Regions from separate parts of the Mus musculus genome. Here region 2 is linked to region 1. A link is a loop called in an ENCODE intact Hi-C map of the cell type or tissue named here. Cell type or tissue: heart. All regions are shown on one strand. Each heading gives the region's core, and the rest is flanking DNA. Links, peaks and the distances in the headings are about the cores only.

The links. Hi-C counts contacts between places; a loop is a spot of excess contacts. Peaks named below come from ENCODE experiments on the same cell type or tissue, not always from the same donor. Only the 100,000 strongest peaks of a DNase experiment are listed, where the experiment ranks them.
Region 2: it touches region 1 in a loop (7-fold over the local background); 9 of 42 quality-filtered maps call a loop at or near these places.

What each region holds. Positions count from the first base shown.
Region 1 is chr6:91,276,561-91,287,455 of GRCm38, reverse strand. No RefSeq gene overlaps it. Among named protein-coding and RNA genes, the nearest start is that of Fbln2, 69 kb to the right of the region's middle. In heart, for the core only: no CTCF peak of the experiment used is centred there; a DNase peak (open chromatin) is centred at 6,045; H3K27me3 peaks cover 3,436 bases.
Region 2 is chr6:91,053,824-91,064,718 of GRCm38, reverse strand. Nup210 (nucleoporin 210) reads left to right here. Exons shown (of 40, transcript NM_018815.2): 15 at 1,780-2,001; 16 at 3,984-4,157; 17 at 9,302-9,494; 18 at 10,223-10,329. Among named protein-coding and RNA genes, the nearest start is that of Gm38860, 49 kb to the right of the region's middle. In heart, for the core only: a CTCF peak has its summit at 4,852 (motif pointing left); no DNase peak of the experiment used is centred there; H3K27me3 peaks cover 804 bases.

The DNA of each region.
Region 1 (10,895 bases), core at 3,464-8,463:
ACCTGAGAACCCTCCATCAAGGAAAGGTCCTGCAACCAGGCAGGATAACTGACCTTCAGGAATCAGGTGGGAATCCCAGGCCTGGCTCTGCCAGCCTCTCTGGTCCCCAGTGTCCCTTCTGTCAAATGGACAGTCCCAAAGGATCTTGACCACCTCTTCCCTAATGAATAAATCATTCCTCCTGGAAAGCTTTTGGCGTGAACACCTGAACACGGGGGTCTCTTTCCACTCTCAGCCCCAAGTCACAAATTGTAATTGTCAAGAACTACAATTTAGCGTACTGGGTACCTGGAAGGCATTGCTCATTGAGTCATTTATCTTGCCCCCAAATCCCACATTATGGGTCCATTCTCATTCCTCCTTTTCACTCGGGGAAGCAGACTCAGGGTGGGTGAGTTTTCCACAGCCTTACAGCAAATCTACTAAAGCACTCAGTAATCCGTTCCCGAAGATGAAAATCTGATTGCTCCCATTTCCCAAGAGGAGGCACCGAGGTTCGGAGAGCTGTACCTCGGGTTTGGGGGAGTACAGACCCAAGCGTGAGCACAGAGGAACTGGAAGGGAGCCCTGAGGAGTTCAGCCTGCCTTCTGGAAGAGCCCCCTACTGGGCGTGCCACCTGTCCCTCCTCACAGCTGCGTTCTGCTGCCCTCGTGTGGTCAGAAAGGTTGACGGGGCTTCGAGCCTCTAAAAATTTGCGCGAACAGAACAGACGTGGTCAGAAGGCAAGAGTGTATGGGTAAAGAGAGAGAGCACAGCCCCGCCCTGGAGTCCTTCTCAGTTTCCACTGACTCCCTGTAGGCAAGCCACTTCCTACTCTTTGTCCTAGCAGATCTGTCTAGGACAGTCTTCCCTGACTTTATCTCTTTCCAACAGCGTCCCCCAGCCCTACCCATTAGCCATGATGTGGATGTATTGATTGTCCCTGTGCAGAAGTGAACCTGGCCTAGGTACTTCGCGGTAGAGGCTTGGAATGGGCCCTCTTCATCACCCTACATGCCTCTAGTCAGCGAACTTGAGCTGATTCGGCTGCAGGCCCTCTAATGTGTCAGGCAACAAGCCCCGCACTATAAGCATTCGCCCGCTGCGGGATGCTGTCCACTACAGTCTGCACACCAGTGGGCAGCCTCCGAGGGGCGTAGACTGTATGACGCGGGAGGACAACCGAGAGCACAACGACCAAGGGCGACGGTCTCTGCTGGGAGGAAGAGGGTGGTCTGGCACTGAATTTGCCTCCCAAATCAACCTGGGGGAGCCTCTCATTGTTCTTGTCTCGCCAGGAGGAGAAAAGTTTAGTCTAAATGCCGTCTGGTCCTCACGAGCACCTGCCAGGACACAGTGCTCAGCGACTTGCTTCTCTGTGTCTCCACTGCTGAGGCCCCGCATCGCCCAACCTACTAGTCAACCGTGCTGTGATGGGCAGGAACATGTGTACATCTGGGAGTGATCCAGGTTTCCTGTCGCAACCCGGTGAACCCGCTACTCGCAGCAATCTCATCTCACAAGGCAGGAAAATCAGACACCAAGAAGTCTAGGAACTTGCCTATGTCTCACAGATGGGAAAAGGCAGAACGGAGATCTGAATTCTGCGGGACAGGACAGGGCCGTGGGCTGCAGTGTCTAAGCCCTGCTCTCTACTGAAACCCTTAGCGCACCAGCCCTGCGATCTGGAGCAGAGACCTGCAATCAGCAGGGCTCAGAGTGTGTGATCTCCGGGTAGAAAGTTCTAGGACCTGCGCCTCGGCTTTCCGCGGACCAGCGCCTAGCGCCCCTGCGCCTGGATAGCTTTCTGCCAGAGCCACCGCTCGGACACACGCACTGACGATCCGCGACGCTCGCAGCGCCTCCTGGTGGCGTCCAACATCCTCAGCGGCGGTGGCTTTGGCGCACGCCCTAGCTGCACTGGCCAAAGGCGGCTGGCCACGCTAGGGACTGGCACTCAGCAGCTGAGCTTCGCCACCTGCCGCTGGAGTCCGGGCTCTTCCTGAGAGTCCCGGCATGCCTGCCCCATGGCTCCAAGCCAGGCTGAAAGTCAGAGCCCGGAGTCAACGGCCCGACTTCACCGCGGCCTCCCCGTGAGCAGCTGTCCCGCTCTGGATATGTGGGCCCTGAAGAGGGACCCGGGAGTGTCCACCTGTGGCCACGCTGACTACGCTGCGCACCCGCCAGGCCCACATCCTGCCCCGGTGGGCGCGAGCAGGCAACGGCGCCCACCCTGCTTATCACTGCAGAACGGAGAGCGGGAAATGCCAGGGCCCGGGGCACGGAAAAGGGCGGAGAGCTGGTCCCTAAAGCCACGTGGGTTGGGAATATGCCTCTGGGTCAAGTGCCCAGGGACTTGATCTTCCGGCTACACTGCCCTGTCCTCGAGAGCTTTTCAAACTGGTGACGCAAACATCAATTTGGGGAGGGAAGGGGAGGGGTGTACAGCCAAAATAATGCCCCCCTCCCTGTGCGGCCCCGCCTTAGTCACTGGTCTCTTCACAGCTAGATCTCAGGCTACGGGGGATGGGGAAGCCGGGGGAGGGGGAAGCCGAAGGCAGGCCCAAGTCTAACAAAGGACTGGATGCTCCCTAAGCCCGAGCCAAGACTGTTTCCATGGTAACCCTCTTCAAGGATAAAGGAAAGGCTTGGTTCCCCCAACACGATGCTACTAGCTGTGAGAAGGGGAGCTGAGCCTTAGAACACAGGTAGGGAGACTGAGTTTGGGGAAAGGATAGGGACATGTTGCAAGTTCCCCTACTATCCAAGACACCCAGGTTTCCCACTGAAAGTCCATCATGTTTCCTAGAGCACCTGTTTCCTGAAGCCCCCGCTATTTCACACTGAGGACAGGAACACTATCTGTAAGTGACCAAGCTCTGAGGAAGCTACACTTCTCTAGGGAGAGGAAGAGCACGGTGGTGAGGAGGGTCATCATGGAAGACCTGGTGGCCAGCAAGGGCATGCCTGAGAAAACACATGGGGTAGTGGGGCCTTCTGGAAAAGAGGAAAGGAAAGAGGCCTTCTGAACATCAGGAAGCAATGTCTGGGGCAAAGGGAGTGGTCCCAGGCCAGGCAGCAACTTTAGCCTACCGAGCATCTGGGAGATGTGGCGGCTCCAGGGAACCCTAGGTGGGCAGGGGTAGGTTAGCCCAAGCAGTCAGGCACTGCAGAAAAGGGCTGTATCCACAGAAGCAAGTCTCCTGCAGAGGCACGCTGGGGCATTGGAGGCTAGCAGCAAGAGAGACATGGGGCAGGGATCAGGCCGGAGCAGCTAGGTCTGCACACGAGGATGGTCTGAAATAGAGAAGCTTACGGAGGGATGGGGTCAAGTTCGGGAATGTCCTCAGAGTTCATTCTGCAGAACTCACCAGGGGTGTGAATGTTGGGGAACAGAGGGGGGGAGATCTAGAATGTTCTGGGGTCCAATAGATAGAATATGGGAGTGTGAAAGAGGAGTCATATTTCTAGCCCAAAGCAATGGAGTTGCCAAGGGGCTATCTCTCCTCCCTCCTGTTCCAGCTTGGACTACCCTATGCACACCTTTCTCATTCACCCCTCTCATGGTCACCCAACCCACTGCTGCATTTTTGCTCTGCCCATAGACTGAACATTTTGACAAACACAACTGTCGACTATCTGAAAAAGACCTGCCTTTCCACTGAGCTGTGTGCGCAAGGTTGTTTAAATTCTCTACAAACATTTCTTTGCTTTATGCCACACCTGGTGCCACTAACTGGGACTCAGTTTACCATCATCATAGCCCCTTCTTCCCCCTCACTCCTCCTTCTCCTCCATGCAGAACCCCGCCTTACTCCTACCTGTTTAGAAGCAGCCATGTCTGGAGCCACAAGTGGGATGTTATGCAAAGGCCATGTGGTCTGGAGGAGACTCCCCAAGAGGACAGGTTAGTCTGGGGCACAAATTTCAGTGTGCAGGCGGTGTACAGTGAGTAGGCCAGGGTATGGCTGCCAAGGCTGTGCTGTTCACAGTGAAGAAGCTGAGGCCTCCCAGCCTCAACCACAGAGAGAACAGCCCAGACTTGGGTCATGGCACACTTGGCCTTCTTGGTGCTGGAGTTCTTGTCCCCCAGCCGTGGTAAAAGGAACCTTATTCTCTTTGGGCCTGACCTTTGGAGGCAGGATAGTATTCAGAAAGCCTCAATCCCAGCTACCATCCCTCGGGCTCTGCCAACCTCCCACAGGGATGGCTCGGCTGGCCCAAGGGCGTTGGCCTGATGACTCGGCTATGGGTGGGAACTTCAGGCACAAACCCTGACCCTGATGCCGAAGCCCTGGAGCCAGCACAGCAGCACTACTGTCCCTTCCTGTTCCCACCCTTCCTGAGCTTCAAAGGGTCAAAGTCCTAGAACAGGGAGGACAGAAACCTTAGTGTCAGCCAAGCAGAACTGGCCTTGAGCTTCCGATCTGATAAAATGGACAGAAAGGAGGATGAGTCTCTGACTACCCTACCAGGGCACGGCCTCAGAGTCTGAGCCCTGTACCTGGGGCCAGAGCTGAGTTATCATCAGCCCCTGCTAAGGAGGAGCCAGGAGCAGGTGCTTCAGGGCTAAGGAGAGGATACCTGGGCAACTCCTATTCCACCAACCTGCCCCATACCCCGGTCCTGGCCCACTCTGGATCTTCCTCCCAGCTAGTTTGCATCCTGGCAAGAGCATGCCTGTGTTGTTGATTCACTCAGCATGTATCTGTGTCTGCTTTGCTCCATGCCTGGTGCTGGGTGCTGGGGACTCAGAGGGGAACTCATTTGCACATACACTGAGAAGTGAGACTAGCAAGCACCTAGAAAGCAGTTGGGGAAGCTCTAACTCTGTGGAGGGTGCTCAGAGCTGGGCATTGCAGGATGTATAGGAGTTTCCATGCTCTCCAAGCAAAAGGTCCAGAATGGGAAAGAAGAGTGGGCAAGGTGACTGGTGCACAGGGTTCGGCAGGGAGTGATGGCCACAAGACTGAAGAGGGTGGGGCCAGGATGGTGGGCTGTGAAACTCATTCGTATTGCAAGCAATGGAGAGCCATGGTGAGATGAACACAGCACATGTCAGGAGCATGCTCTGCTAGCTACTGGCAACCCCCTCCTGAGACAGCAGGCTTGGCAGATAGACTCAGTCAGAAAAACCAGCCCCACCCCAGCCTCTCATCAGCCCTAGCTGAGGACCCTGTGCAATCCTGAGAAGGATTTGCAACCTCTCTGGGCCTAGAAAGTGAAGACAGGCATAGAAGGGAGGATGATTCTGGTGAGGTGTAAGGACAAGCATGCAGCCACCTGTCCCTCTCAGAGCAGGCAAGGTAAGTGGGCCAGGCCTGGATCACTTCCCACCCCTGGGAATGGCTGGCCAAGGGCCTGGGGACCACAAAGACCAAACAGCACAGAGCTGCAGGTTGGGTGCCACCAGCCAGGCTCTCCACAATCACATGCATTTACCGAGAAACACACAGACACCAGGTCCTCCAGGCATCCAGGGTAGGACAGGCCCCATTTACAGCCACTACCCCAGCGCAGCTGTCAGAACTGCCTGCTCTCACGTGGGTGGCCAGACCAATTCAGCAAATGCTACGGTCAGCACCCCATACTGGCCACACACAGGAGTTGCCTTTCCAGAGGGCCTCTCCCGCCCAGCATGTACATGCTCATGTCTGTGCATGTGGGCTGGCAGCTAGGCACACCTAGTCTTTTTTAAATGCCAATTACACAGAAATTACAGTTATCAGAAGCCATAGTGGGGCTCCAGTGGGCCTCTTAACCCTATAGCGTTCTCCAGTAGCAGGTCTCAAACTAGTATAATTCCCATAAACAGAGAGAAAATAGGAAACAGAGGCTCTGAAAAGCCAGACAACCACAGCCAAAGCAACAGTGATCCCGTGCCTGTGGCAAGGGTGACGGGGAAGGTATCATGTTCATTAGAATTTGGAAACAGGTACAAGGTGTCATCTGAACTCCGCACACCCCCTTGCTTATGTGCTTCTAGGCGACTCCCCAGCCCTACACTGGCTAGAATGAAGTTTACCCTAGCTGCATCAACTGCTAGCAATCCCGCTCTTGGCCACCAGGTGTCACCACACACCGCCTATGGCCTGGAGAGGCCACAGCTATGGAGATAATCAGGTATCAAGCTAGGAGTGAGATTGTTGAAGCTCTGTGGCAGTCCCTAGAATTGTGCTGTTTCTGGTCAGCCAATAGGGTCCTTCTTTACCCAGATATGAGTCAGAGAAGACAAAGAGAAGCCTTCCAGTTTGAGCAGTCCCAGCCCTTGAGGGCCGAGGTGCTGGGAGCTGGACTGGCAGATGACAGAGCCAGAGGCTGCAGCCACAGCCCTGGAATCCAGGACCCTGTTGCTTCTTAGACTTAGGAGCTAGAAGCTCAGAGCTGTGGGTGTTCATGCTGGAGGTTCATCACCCTGGGCTTTAACCCCCAGTGGCCCTGGCACTGGGCTGCTATTGTAACACTAGGCAGCTACCTGGGTGTCACAGCTAACTGGGGCAGCAAGCAGCTAGCTACCTTCTAGTGGCACAGCTCCTGGGTGGGTCTGAGGTACTGGGCCGCTCAGCTCCTGTAGTGACTTATGTTACAGCTCTCAGGCACTGGGTTGCCCTGTGATATCCTGAGTAGTGACAAATGTAGGGTGTCTAAGACCGTTGGCCCTGGAGACTCAGTGGTACCCTGGGATGAAGGCCACAGGTTCTGCCTCTACCTGGGATCTCTGCCTTCTCCCTCCTTCTCTATCCCCTTTACCTCATCCCTAGTTGTCTTAACCCCAACCGTTCTTTGAACTCTTCAACAACCTGTATGGTCATACTCCTTAGGGACGTGACAGTCTCTCCTTGGTGAATTCACTTGGACCTCAATAAAGATCAAAGTGGGTGTGTCCCCCATTACCCTGGGACACACTCCAAGATCCCCACTAGGCACCTAAAATTGTGGGTGGCCCTTAGTCCTATGGATCTTGTGTTTTTGTTTTATATGCTTGCCTATCTTTTTTTTTTTTCCAAGACAGGGTTTCTCTGTATAGCCCTGGCTGTCCTGGAATTCACTCTGTAGACCAGGCTGGTCTACAAAAAAATCAAAAAATCAGAAATCTGCCTGCCTCTGCCTCCCAAGTGCTGGGATTAAAGGCGTGTGCCACTACTGCCTGGCATGATCATTCATTTTATAAATGGAGCATGGTAAGATATTGTGACAGAAATAGTACAGGGCAGTAGCAATACCATGGAGCAAATGCTCTGGGGCGCTGTAGCAAAAGTAATGTGCCTGCTCTCTCCCCTCTCCTCCCTACCCTACTCCCTGTCACTCAGAGAAAGCTCTTCGCTTCACTTCTTCCTTACATGAGGGAGCACTCACAGTTCTTCATATGACTGGAGCACTTATGGATTCTCTTTGTCTGAAGGGAGCACATTTGGCTCCTCTTCCCTTGAGGAGAGCACTCCCAGATCCCCTTCCCATGAAGAGTTCTATCAGTCACGTTTCTGTTGCTGTGATAAAATACCATGACCAAGGAAGGCATGGTCATGGAAGGAAGAAGGATTACGGTTTATGGTTTCAGAGTGATGAGAGTCCCTTAGGGTAAGTATGGCAGCACTCAACAGACTGGGCGACAGAGCAGGAAGCTGAGCGATCTTATTTTCAAGCACAAACACAAAGCAGAGAGAGTGTAGAAACAGAGAAAGGAGGAGTGCTTTCAAGCTGGGAGAGGCTGAGTGCTCTCAAGCCTCCCCCTCAGTGTAGCTCCTCCCCCCTCAGTGTAGCTCCTCCCCCCTCAGTGTAGATCCTCCCCCTCAGTGTAGCTACTCCCCCCTCCGTGTAGATCCTCCCCCCTCAGTGTAGATCCTCCCATAGTTACTCCCACTAGACCACACATAGATACCTCCGCCAAACAGAGTCACCAGCTAGGGACCAAGTGTTTAAATATTTGAGCCTATAGGTGCATTTCCCATTAAAGCACCACAGGGGAGTACTTCCAACCCCTCTTCACACTGAGGGGTGCACTCCTGGCTTCTCTTCAGCCCATCTGGGTTCCCAGCATCACTACCCTTGCCCTCTGGAGCTATCTAAGAAAAGCAAAGGCCACTTTGCTGAGTATGGTGGCCGTGCCTATAACCCTAGTGCTTCAGAAGTGGAGGCAGGAGTCTCAGCTACCCAGTGAGTTCAAGGTCAGCCTGAGCCACAGAAGACTATCTTAAAACAATTAGAGAGTGAACAACAAACACAACCATTTGAATGCCAGGACTGGAATGAGACTGTAGATTCCACAACCAAAACGTCAAATGATACCTGCTTGGCTGTCATGGCAACTGATACTCCAAACATGACTGAGTGTGGAAGAATGGCATTATGTCACTCTATTTGGAAGAGGTCAGAGCCAGAAAACTAGGAATTACCTCTTTTAAATTTTTTATTTTCTTAAATTAATTTTCATTTTATGGGTATGAGTGTTTTGCTTACACGTATGTCTGTTCACCACATGTGTGCCTGGTGCCTGTGGAAGCCAGAAAACCCCCTGGAACCAGAGTTGTGAGCTACTATGTGGGCACTGGGAACTGAACCATCTTCACTTGTAAGGGGGCACTCTAAGCTCCTCTTCAAATGATGGGAGCACCTCCAGATTCTCTCCACCTGAAAGGCCTTTTCAAGTGCAGCAAGCGCTCTTACCTACTGAGCCATCTCAACATCTTATCATTCCTGTGTGTGCATGCACGCTGTGGGTAAATGTGTGCCACCTGTGTGGGTCGGAGGTTAACCCACACAGTTCTTTCCTTCTACCTAGTACCTTTACTCACTGAGCCATTGCACCAATCCCTGGATTATTTGTTTCTGGAACTTTCTCTTTAATGTTCTTGGGTGGCTGTTGATGAAGGAGAACTGGAAGGGAAGGGGAGATCTCAGTGAGAGGACTGCAGCAGCTGGGTCTCGCTGGCAATTCCCTGATGACAGAAACAGGATATCTTTTCACATGCATATCAGCCATCTGCAGGCATGCTTGCTGAGGTGTCTGCTCAGCTTTTTGCCTGCCTTGTAATTGTGTCATTTTCTATTGTTACATTTTAAGAGTCCTTTGTATGCCTTGGACAATAGTCCTTTATCAGCTATGTCATTTGCAATTATTTTCTGCCAGTCTGTGGCCTTCCTTATTCTCCTGGCTTTGGCCACCCTCATAGAATTTTAATCTTTATATGACCCTTGGTAAGCCAGGACCCTCTCTGCCCATCTCTGGGAAATAGGTTGAGCCCCTAGCACAGAACTTGAAGCACGGGGCTGCTGGGAGGCCCTGGTGAATCTGCATCTCCTCAATTTTCTTGGTGGAGAATGTTGCTCACGGACCAGGAAACCCCTGTGCCCTCACAAGTGGTTGTATACCAGGAAGACTCTCACATGTAGATATCCGTTAGTCCTAGGCGGAGCAGAGAAGTTGGCCTTAAGGTGACTATGGGTCCAGACATATGGTTTAAGTATGGACTGTTTGTTTGCTCCAAGTCAGCACTGTGGGTTCCCTCAAGAACCATCTCATTTAACCTCCAACTGTCCCCCACAGACTTCTGTCCCCAGCTCACACTAAACCGGTTCCCAAGCCCCTCTGGGTCACAATGTGACGTTTCAAAACCTCCCACACCACTGAAAACACCTTTCCCCTAAACCTACCTGCCCAAATCCATCTTGGCTCTTAATCATTGGAGTTGGGATGCAGCCACAAGAGGGCGCCCTTGCTCGCCCGTACACCAGAACTCTGCAGGATTGAAGAATCAGCAGACTCAATTTCAGGCCCCCAGACCTCCTGTGAGCCCAACTCACCGCCCCCAGAGGAGGGACTGCCCTGCCCACATCAGGACAGTTCTGTTTGTGCACAAAGAGCTTTGTAATGGCTCCGGGCTACCCTGCAGAAACCATGTGACCTTCAGAAACTCTCAAGAGAACAGCTTGACTTAGGGATCTCAGAAGAGGCCTGGGGCTTCCAGAGAAGTTCAAGGCCTAGAAACATATGTACATTTTCTCACTATTTACATGTTGCTCCAAACTTCTCTAAATGAAACGTCAAGAACCCAGGGGCCACCTGCTACCTCTGTTGCAGGAAGAACCCCGGTTAATAGCACATCCAAGTGGCTTAGGTAGAACACCCCACACACCCTGCCCACCACAGGCCAACAGCAAGTTAGCTCTGTGCCCCTCAGCCTGCCATTTTGGGAAACACATATGCAAGCTGCTGGGTACCACTTTTTGCAGGGAAGCCCTATGCCAGGACAGGTTAGAGCCTAGACACCTGCAGACAGCATGCACTCCTACACATGTGTCCTCTACAGAAGAAGCCTCACACAAGCCCATGCCCATGGTCATGCTGCCCAGGACCCCACAGCTCCAGGCCGATCCTGAGGACGACCCCTGGAAAACCCAAATCCTATGATTCATTCCCAGTCCTCAAAGCTGCTGAGATTCAACCAAGAACATGCAGGATAGGCTGTGGTCCCTGGGAGGGGTCTGTGATGGTCTGAAACAGGCATGTGGTTTCCATCAATGTTCCTGAGCATAAGAGAGCCAAGCTAGCCTTGAGCCCACTCTAGCTGACAATGACTTTGATCCTACTCCTTCTGCCCTCATCTCCCAAGTACTGTGCATTGTGTGCATCACCCAACCACCATTCCCAGTGGAGTTAGGGACTAGTTCTGCTCTCAAGGAGTTGGGTCCATGGAGTAGAAAACAAAACAAAACAGGAAGTAATGAAAATGTAACTCAAAATCCTCTGGTGGGTTGAGCCAGTGTGAGCCAAGCCCCTAGCCTCCGACTGCTTCCACTGAGGGAGAACTGTTCCTGCCCTTGGACCCTCTTCCCTGGCGGGGGGGGGGGGGGGGGAGCTGCCAGGAGTACAGTGACTGTCACCCTCAGAGCGGACAAACCCACAGGTGTGAGAGAG
Region 2 (10,895 bases), core at 2,331-7,330, 220 kb after region 1:
ATAGGAAGCAAACTAGAATAGTCACCAAGTGCTGTCATTGGTACCTGTGGGCAGGCTACGAGTTCCTTAGCACCACAACCACCATAGTCCATAAGAAGCTCTCTGTCAAAAGCTCTGTGAGTTCTCCCTTTGCTTAGTGGAGACTTTGAGGGCTGTGTGATCTCACTGGCTAATTCACAGTTTGCTTCAGTTAGTGTTGAGAATCTGTAGAGTGCTGGGCACTGTTCTTTGCCAAATATAACACGGACCTAGAGACTTGTGCTGGGTGCCTCTGCACACAGGTGAGGAAGATAAAGCCAGGTGTGGTTGTGTACAGCTGTAAGTCCAGCACTCAGGTGCCTGAGGCAGGAGGATCTTAAGTTCCAGGCCAGTCTAGGCCTGGACTCAGTGATGAGACCTGTCTCAAAAAAGAAAACAAAACAACCCTGAAACACAAAAGGAAATCGAAGAGAGCTTGGGAGCAAGACATTGAGCTGGCCCTGAGCAAGCTGGCCAGGGACACCTGAACCCTGTGCATCGCCTGTCTGCAGCTTTGTTTCCTGTGAAAGCGATCTTCCACTACACACACACACACACACACACACACACACAGCATTCACACACACGCACACACACACACACACACACACAGAGCATTCCACACCAGAGAGCAAGCCTTGAGCATGCTGGGCAAGCACTTGACCACATCTCAAACCTTTTAATTTTTATTTTGAGATAGTTTTGCTATGTAACCCAGGCAGGCCTTAAACTGCTTCCTAAGTAGTGGGAGTTACAGACCTCTGCCTTCACATTGGCTAGTTTTTGTTTTTTAAAGCGCAGTGTGTATGTGTGTGTTGGGGTGGGGGCTGGAGAGACGGTTCAGTGGCTAAAGCAGGAGCTGGAGAAATGCTCAGTCATTAAATCACTGGATGCTCTTCCTGTTCAACTCCCAACGTCCACATAGTGGCTCACAACTACCTGGAACTCCAGTCTCAGGGAATCAGAGCCCTCTTTGTCCTCTGTGAATGCATGTGGTACATAGATATACACCCAGGTAAACTACTCATAGAATATAATAATAAGAAGGAGGAGGAGAAGGAGAAAGAGGAGAAGGAGAAGAAGTAAACTACTCATAGAATATAATAATAATAATAATCATAAGTAGAAGTAGTAGTAGTGGCAGTATGGTAGGATTAATGTATATGTTCAGTCTTATGCCCTACATTCAGCACTTGGTAAGTAAGTACTGTGTTGGGACCTGTGCGAAGTGCATCATGCCTTCCCAGAACCTTCTTTGTGAATATTAATGTGTTGCTGGCTCTTACCTCTGAGAAATGAGCATGAAAAGCATGTTTTTGTTCATGAAGTCCTTTCTCTCCCATGTAGTCTGTGTTAGGATAGATCCTAGGTAGGAATTTCTAGGGTTTTATTTTATCTTATTTTGAAACAAGGTCTCTATGTGACTCCAACTAGCTTAGAACTTGCTATGTAGCCCAAGCTGGGCTTGAACTTGTAGAAACCCACCCCTGCCCCTGCCTCTTGAATGCTGCAATTAAACTGGGCACCACCATGCCCTGCACTCTAGTGTACTCCCCGCTCCAATGAGGACTTAATTCTTCCCAAAGCCCCTAACTCATGGCCACTCTGTGCCTGATACCCATGTGAAGACTGAATTTCAAAGAGGACACAGGCTTTGCCTGGCAGTCCCCCAAGCAGGGTGGGGACCTTACTTCTCTATGCCTAGCATTGCCTGGCCACCTCCTCCCAGAGCAATGCTAAGCTTTCCCCTTCTTTCTTCAGGCTGTGGATCCCTCTTCTGTTGCTGTGGTGACCCTAGGCTCCTCAAAGGAAATGCTGTTTGAAGGAGGCCCCAGGCCATGGGTCCTGGAACCTTCCAAATTCTTTCGGAATGTCACTTCTGAAGACACAGGCAGCATCAGCCTGTCTCTCTTGGGTCCTCCAGCCTCCCGGAATTACCAGCAGCACCGGGTCCTCATGACCTGCCAGGCCTTGGGTGAGCAGGTGAGTAGACAGTCACTCTCAGTGCCACCTTGCCTACTGGGAGAGACAGAAAATTTACTCAGTCCTCAGAGAGCTATGAGAATGTTGTTCCTCTTGTATCCAAGAACATGGGAGTCCAAGGCTCAGTGAGGTGGCCTGCCAACTGAATAGAATGTGGCTGTTGGAATCCCCAGTACACATCAGCTTTCTTAAAGCCACCAGAAAAGTCAGAGTGGCCTCCTCTTTCCCAGGGCTATAGTATCCCCCCATCTACTGCTGTAGGGGTAGAGGTTTGAGATCAGGAGTCACAAAACCCCATGTTTCAGGGTCGGGCAGCTTTCAAAAAGTTTGTGACCCTGGACCTGGGTTTAGCACACATACTTCTTCTTTCAGGATTTGGGGGTATGTGCCAATGCCTGATGTGTGAACTTTTGGTTGTTTTGAGATAGGGTTTCCCTATGCAGCTGAGGGTGGCTTGAATGGAATGCACTTTATTATTATGTAGCATAGGTTGACCTTGAACTCACTTTGCCTCAGCTTTCCAAGTGCTGAGATTACAGGCATAAGTTATTATGCCCAGTTTCAGAATTTGGTTTGGTTTTGGTTTAGTGCTGAAAACCAAAAAATATTGGAAGATTAAGAGGACTGAACCAAGCGTGTCGTATCCTGGGTTCCCGCAGAGCCTGCATGGCTGGGCATAGTACCCTATTCCTCAGGCCTGGCCACGTCTGTGTGTGGGCCTTGCACTCTTCTGGCTTCTGATGGATCTGTTTCTGAGAGTCCCCATACGGGAACAGAGAGCAGGCAGAACCATGAACTGAAAAGTGAGAGTGAAAAGAATGCAGAGTCGGGCTGGTGAGATGGCTCAGTGGGTAAGAGCACCCGACTGCTCTTCCAAAGGTCCAGAGTTCAAATCCCAGCAACCACATGGTGGCTCTCAACCATCCGTAATGAGATCTGATGCCCTCTTCTGGTGTGTCTGAAGACAGCTACAGTGTACTTACATATAATAAATAAATAAATCTTTTAAAAAAAAAAAAAAAAAAAAAAGAATGCAGAGTCCATTGAAGATGCACATGTACACCTTGACAGAGCCCCCTGACATCAGCAATCCAAAGCAGGCTGCTGTGTCAAAGGAGTGCCTGGAGAAAGCCCTCACTAGAGGTGCTAGTAGAAGTATAGGACAGTATTAAGAACAAGAAAAGCTGAGGCTGAAGAAATGACTCAGCGGTTATTTAAGACTAAGAGTAGCAACGAATTATCTTGGCTTGTCTGAGTCATTGGAGTTCCTGCCTTGGCCTGTAGAAGTTATAGGTCAGGTCTCCTCTAAGGCCTACACTCTCTGGGCTTCCTCACTTGTGGTATCATGGGCAGAAAGTCAGGAGGTGCCTTCCTCCTCCTGCCTCAGAGCAGACTGTTCTGTCCTCAAGTTGTGTGTCACTGAGGAGGCTGGGGATGCTAGCTCCCTCAGGTGCAGCTGTTAGCTGTATTGCATATAAAACCAGAGGCTGCACTTGACTTCAGTGGCCCCAGTCTAACCACAAGCAGGCCTTTCTGACAGCTCCTGCTCTGTCCTGTGCACTGTTGCATAGTTGGCCTCTCTCCTCTAGCTCGGAGGAGCAAGTGGGCCTGGAGTTAGGTGGTTCCACCTGTGGCTCTGGCCTCTCCACTGGGCTTTGTCCTGTACATCCCCTTTTCTGACCCATTCCTTCACAGTTAAGGTCTCTTAACCTTCAGGGTGCAGATTCCTCCATCTGTGTCTCGCCTTGATGGGTGTGAAGTTAGCACAGATTCCTCTTTCAAATGTCCAGGACCAGCTTCAGCTATGGAGTTTTCCTGATGTCCTGGGGAATCATGAGGCATCTCCTAAACTGCCTCTTCTCTGAGATGTTTGTAGATGGTACCTGGGGTATAGGCATCGTCACTGTCCTACGGACGTTAAGTCTCAGTTCAGAGAGGAGGGACTACGCTCAGGTGTCTGACTGCTCCTCTTGTTCCTTTAGGTCATTGCTTTGTCCGTGGGGAACCGGCCCAGCCTCTCTAACCCCTTCCCTGCTGTGGAGCCCACTGTGGTGAAGTCCATCTGTGCCCCACCATCCAGGCTCACTCTCATGCCTGTCTATGCCCTCCCGCAGCTGGACCTATCCTGCCCATTGCTGCAGCAGAATAAGCAGGTGGTGAGTATGGCCACTCTTGGGGAGGGAGGAGACATTGCCTGGTGGATCGACAAGAGAACCTTAGCTCCCTGCACCCATGCATGGTCTTGACTGTTCTGAGAGCTGGGACTCTATATGCAGGCACCTGAATCTTAACAGCCAGAGCTGTGTGGGGTGTTTCCATTTGCACCTTGCATGAGGGAATCCAGGGCCTGCAAAGGTGGGAGACATTCCAAAGTCCAGTTGCATAGCTGTTCCCAGCTTACAGCGAGACATACATACTTAGCTTCTGGTTTTCTGTTATAGGGGTGGGAAGGTGGCAGGCACTTGTTAGAAGCCAATTTGGAGTTTTGGTCTTTTCCCAGGCTAGTACTAAACAGTTCATCTTCCCTTAATTGTGTGCCCAGTGGAGCCAGTCACAGCCTCAGTCAGCTTCAGCACCATAGGGGAAACTGATGCTCTGTGGAGCTCTGCTGTCCATAACTCATGGGCATTCACTCAGTCCCATGTCTTTGTGTACTGTCAGCTGATGTCAGTGGCTGTCATGTCAGAGCACATGTAGGTCAGGCTGGCTGAGGGGGTGGGGCACAACAGTCCATGGTGTGTTAACTCAAGATGGTGTCATTGGGGTGTGACCTCATCCTAAGTCCAGGAGCTTCTGTAGTAGCCAAGCAAGACACAACCCCTCAGGCCCAGACTCGCTGTTGCCCTCTGCTGGGCACCTGAGGAGCTGTAGAGCCCTTGTGGAGCATCCTGTGGTTTCAGCTGTTCGTGAGGGGTGTTGTCTTTGTGTGTGGTCAGAATGGGACTGGGGGCTGTGAGGAGAGAGGACATCAGCATTGTATTGTCACAGGGCAGGGCATTCCAAAGTAAGTGTCAGGAGGGGAAGAAAGTGCCTGGGGCCTTCAACCAGCGGTGGTGGGGGTAACACCTACAGGTTGGCTTTCCCAGAAGCAGGTCAGTCAACAGGTTCAGTCCTCAGCTCTGGAGTCTCATAGCCCCCGGCCCTGAGTGCATCCAGCTCAGGGATGTGGGAGAAAGTAGCCTCGGCCCTGCATGGAGGAAGGAAGTCATGGTTTCCTCGTCCCTCCAGCACATACTCTGGTATCCCTCCTGTGTACATGGTGGCTAAGGCCAGTTCTGTGGGCTTGGAACCTTCACCTCATAGCCTCATCTCCCCCATCACCATGACCATCTCTGAGGTGGGCAGAGTTGAAAATGCGGAACCAGCTTTATCCGTCTCCAAACCCAGCAGCTGCTCCTCCTAGGGTCTGTGTTTTCCCAAAGTCATCTCAGAGTAGGGCTTGATCACCTCTGTGCATCCAGGCCTCCCACACATCTGAATGAACCTTCTGATGCTGAGTATGTCCATAGCCTTTCCAGCTGTGGGGCGGGTGCTGTGAGCCGGGTCCCTGGTGGGTGAAAGACAGCTCTGCCTTTGATCCTCACCGTCTGGTGGAAGCTTGGTTAGGAGAGCTGTACAGCTGTACAGCCTGGGCCTTGAGGACCAGCCTTCATCTCTCCTGGTGGGGTCAAGCACACCTGTTTCCCCTACTGCTCTGGTGTGGATCTGTGAGGCGGTTTTGCCTTCTCTGGCCCTTGTTCACCCTGGAGCTGAGAATTAATACTCCACCGACCCCCACGTATCTCCTTCACTTGCTTCACTTGTGCCAGTAAGGATGGTTTACAGTAAGAGGTACATCAAGGAGTGGGAAGTGGGGTGGGGGTGGGGGTTACAGACTCAGAACCTGCAGGTGGCTTAAGCCCCAGTGTCTGCTGCAGAATCAATGACCGTCTCTTTTGTTTTGTTTTGTTTTTGACCTTGGATTGGGGTGCTCAGAGAAAGACTTCTATATCTCAACTTGAAGACTTGTTGAGATGAAATCCTCAAGCCTTTTTAGCTTTTTGTTAAACCACATTATTGCATAGTTACAGCATACACAGTGTGTGTGTGTGTGTGTGTGTACATATATAAAATCTGTGAGCTATCAAATCAGTCTGGGCAACCCTTCCTTTCAAATGATATTTCCATTGTGTTGGGAAGCTTCAGACTGCTCCCTTTGGCGTTCTTCATGTAATCGATTATTCTGGTATTTAGTTGCCCCCCTGTGCTGCAGAACCCCAGAGCATACTGCTCCCCATGTTCAGCGCTACATCCCATCCTTCTCCCCCCCCCCCCCCCGTATCCCCCCCAAGCCTCCAGTGACTCCCGCCTGCTCTACTCTGCTTCTGTGAGATCATTTTAGCTACCACGCATGTGTGAGGGCCCACATCACCTGTCTGTGTGTGTGTCTCTCTCTCTCTGCCTGGTTTGTCTGCAAGCTTTACCTTTTAGTTCACATCTGTTTTGTGTAATTGTCCTTGGTAGAGGGAACAGCATTGTGCTAAGTTTGGATTCTCAAGAAACATCTGTCTGCTGGGCTCCCAGCCAGAGGCAGGGAGCAAAAGTCAGTGAAGAAGTTTCACCATGATTCCAACAGGAGAGATAGTTGGCTTGTGTTCAAGCCCCCACCTGCTGTGGGAACCAATGATTGATGGTGACAGAGGCCAGTGATGGGTTATGTGACTAGATGTAGAGTCAAGAGAGTAGCCATGATACATTCTGTGTTTTCTGCTTAAACCTGCTTGTGGCTTACAGTTGGGCTCAGTGGCAACACCAAGTCCCTTCTGTGGCCTGTGGAATCTTGGGACCCTGGTCCCTAGCTGTTCTTACCCCTGACTCTATGCCTTTCATGCTTGAATACGTTGTCATTTCCCCTACCAGTCAGTCCTAGGGACTTGGATAGGCTGAGCCCTGGGGCTTGTAGCTCCCCCTTTCTTGGCCCCATGCCTTCCTCACTGTACCTGCCCTTGCCCCTTATTTCTTTATCCAGATTCTTCTTTGCCTTTGGCTTCAATTAAAGGCATACCTGCCTCTGCATACCTGACCCCTCCTCCCAGTCCTCTCACTCCCCGGTTCCTATAGTGACCTATTACTGTAGAATTTGCTTGCCTAGTTCAGTCTCTGCCAGTCACCAGAACAGAGCCTGGCTCCTGCCAAAAGCTCAGCAAGCAACTGTGGGTAAGTGAGCGCCAAACCAGGAGCACATTGCCCCTGAGTCCCTCTGAGAGGCACCCTCGTGTAGACTTAGGGACACTAAGACAGCAAGAGCATGGGGAATGGATGCTAGCCGGGAGAGCATCGACCTTCATGTTGAGCAGTCTGCGCTGCTAAGCTGCAGCAGGACAAAAACCAGATCACATACAGATGTGTCTTCCCTGACTTTAAGCATGGGTGAGGAGCCCAGCAAGGGGTTTCTGGTCTCTCTGCAGCCAGACTGGGTTAGTCCAGGGCTGCCTTGGACTGAAAGGTGATGGCGTGACTCTGGAGCTTGACTCAGAATGGACTGCATGTTGTTGGTGTCAGCAAGAAGTAATGGGCCTTGGACACAGAACTGCCGTGCGATCCATCAGTCCCTATATTCCCAAGCCATGAGCCGGCCATTCAGGCGTGGCCCCTGCGATTTATGGTCCCATTAGGGGACCTTGAAGAAGATATATCCCCAAGGTGCATCTAGGTGCAGTATCAATTTAGTTTTATAGCTCTCCAAATGCAGAAGCCACCTAGGACATGTTTGCAGGGTAAATTATTGGCAAGGTGAAATACCAGTATGGAGTCAACCAGCGGGAATGATTGACTGTAGTCAGACCAGGGCAGGTCCAGGTCTTGCAGGCAGGTCATTCAGTGTTCCTTTTACAATCTTGGGTGCTGCTGTGTACCTGGGGACTGATTAGTCCGGGATTGGGTTGAGCTGGTGCCTAAGGAGCAAGCAGTGTCACAGAAGTCCTTGGAGCATCTGGCCTGCTGTGTTCTGCTCTAAGCCTGTGAGAGTGTGAGCAAGTTCTGGAAAGAGTCTGAGCTACAGCATTTCATTTTGTAAAGTGGGAAAGCTCTAGTCAGCCTGCAGGCATGCTTGCATAGAGCTGATGTCTTTCCCAGAAAAGCACTGATTTTCTACCAGAAGCTGGGAGGAAGGGTGAGATGTCTGGGGAAAGAGCTCTGCAGTCCCTGCCCACACTCACAGCTCCCCAGTTTGTGTCCTGCCCAGTTAAAACCCTTGGTGTACCCAGTTGGAGAGCCAAGTTGCTGATATGAAAGAGTGGTTCTTAAATTGCAGCATGCTTAGTCATGTCTGGAACCAGGAGAGATACAAGAAATTGGAGAGGGATCCTGGAGGTAGAGGCAGGAAGCTTGGTGCAACATCAATCAGGGTGGCCATGTCACATTAACAGCCCCCAACCCCACAGCTACATATCTCAACTGTGCAATGTAAGCTCAGCTCTTGCCTGCATAGTGCAAGAGTCTCAAGATGTCCACCAGTAAGAGCCATTGTACAGAAAGTTTGTGCTTAGGCCTCAGAGGGTCCCCTGGAATTACCACAAATCACTTGTCACATCTCACTAGACTTAGTGAGTTACCCCTAAGGTGACAGGATAGTCCTTCCTTCTGGGCTGTGCCTGAATGGATTATATCAGCTGTAAGCTATGCTAGAGCCCACCCCATCACAGTGTGAATTGTGAATTTGTCTCTCTAAAACCACAGTACAGGATTCATATTTAAAATAAAGTCCTGGGTCAGTAGTTATGAGTGCTGGGTTCAGTTCTCAGCACCCACATGATGGCTCATAACCATCCTGCCCTCTTCTGTCCTCTACAGGCATGAGGCTTACATATGTATATGTAGGGAAAACATTCAAACACATAAATCAATCAATCTAAAAAAAAACAATATGAAAAAGTCCCAGCCGATAGGTTTTGCTTCCTACCCTGACCGAAGCAGACAAAGATGGAGGCCTTTCTGCCTTCCTGCGCAGGAAGAGCTGGAGCCAAGGGTCAATCCAGATTTAGGGAGATACTCCTGCCTCTCCTGGGCTGCCTCTCCTTGGCGTGTACCCTGTGTCTGTTTGTTAGGGAAAAGGGGAGTCCTTATCACCCCTGGAGAAAAAGGAGCCAATCTGGGCAGAACTTTGGGCACCTGAATGATGGCATTCCTGAATGTTGGTTATAGCTCATCTCTGCCCCTTCACCAGCCACAGGGAAACTCCCAGCTTCATGGCATGCCTGTGGCAGGCAGTAGTGCCAGAGTCCTGGATGTGGCCCCGGCATCTGATCATTGTTTCTTTTAGGTTCCAGTATCCAGTCACCGTAATCCCCTGTTAGACCTGGGTGCCTATGACCAACAGGGCCGGCGATTCGATAACTTCAGCTCTCTGAGCATCCAGTGGGAGTCCTCCCGGCCATTGCTGGCCAGCATTGAGCTTGACCAGCCCATGCAGCTGGTATCCCAGGATGATGGGAATGGCCAAAAGAAACTACATGGTGAGCCAGGTCTTTAGCTAGAGGGCCTGGAGCTGGAAGAGATGTGGGAAGCCCTAGACACACAGGAAGGATCCTGCACTAAGTTCATGCCTCGGACCTCAGGCGTCATTCAGAACTGAACCATGGAACACAGAGAGAGTTCAGATCCCTATCCCTCCCTTTTTGAGACAGAGTCTCACTGTAGCACTGGCTGGCCCAGAACTCACTATGTAGACCAGACTAGCCTCAAGACATTGAGATCCACCTGCTTCTGCCTCTTGAGTGCTGAGATGAAAGACATGCCATGACAGTTGGCTGCTGATTTTTTTTTTTTGAGATAAGATCTCCTTTTTATGCAATCAAGCTAGCCTCAAACAGATCTTTTTGTCTCTTGAGTGCTGAGATCTCACACATGGGTCAGTATACCCAGTTTCACTATTTCTTTAATCCCATTTAGGCATGTGGGGTAGGAACCAGGGGCTCAGGACCCAGAGCAGCCAGATCTCCTGTCTCAGACCCCCTGGCCAAGCCGTGGCAGTAACAAACTTCCTCAGCCGCCCAATGTTGAACTTGTCCTTTCAACTTATCTCAGCAACTGTTCTGGACCTGTTAATCCTTACAGGACTAAAAGCCTCAGCAAACTCAGTTACCTGTTTCAAAACTTGAAACTGAATCAGCAGCAGGATGAGGTAGCCCCAAGGTAACCAAGGGGCCTGTGACTGATATTTGTTTCCTGTCTGTGCCCTCAGGTTTGCAGACAGTCTCGGTTCACGAGGCATCAGGAACCACAGCCATCTCTGCCACAGCGACTGGCTACCAGCAGTCCCACCTGAGCGAAGCCAGAGTGAAGCAACCGGTATCTTCCAGAGGACACAGTGGGTGGGACCATGGGCAAGGCCAGGACGGATCCTGGTTTTGTGTAGATTCTGTCTGGAGATCACTACCTGCTTGATTTTTCCTTGCTTCCCAGCATCTCTTGATGGCTTCAGGCTAAGGTGCTGCTTGGAAGGGGTTGGGGGAGAGGGATCCAGTGGGTACATTTGAGGAATTAGAAGGCTTCTCCAAGGATGGACCTGTGTGGATGATACCTACCCTGTCAGACTACCCCATAAGCTGCTACTGAAATGGTGGAGACAGTAGATACTTGTGGACAGGGAAAGTGGGGGGCTTGTGTCCTTGAGAGCCAGGATGCTAAGACAATCAGGATGCTAATTCCTCTGGGAGAAATCAGTTCCCCTTTGGATGTTTTGATGTTCACTTATCCCTGTCCCAAATGTCTTCTCCCCATTTCGTTCTTTTGTAGAACTTGTTAGCTTTTGAGAGGCCTCACTGGGGCTCCTCTCTGGAGCCTCACACCCCACAGATGGCCTTTTAAGAACTTCACTTATGCTTCCAACCTCTCTGGGGGCCAGGGGTTCTCTC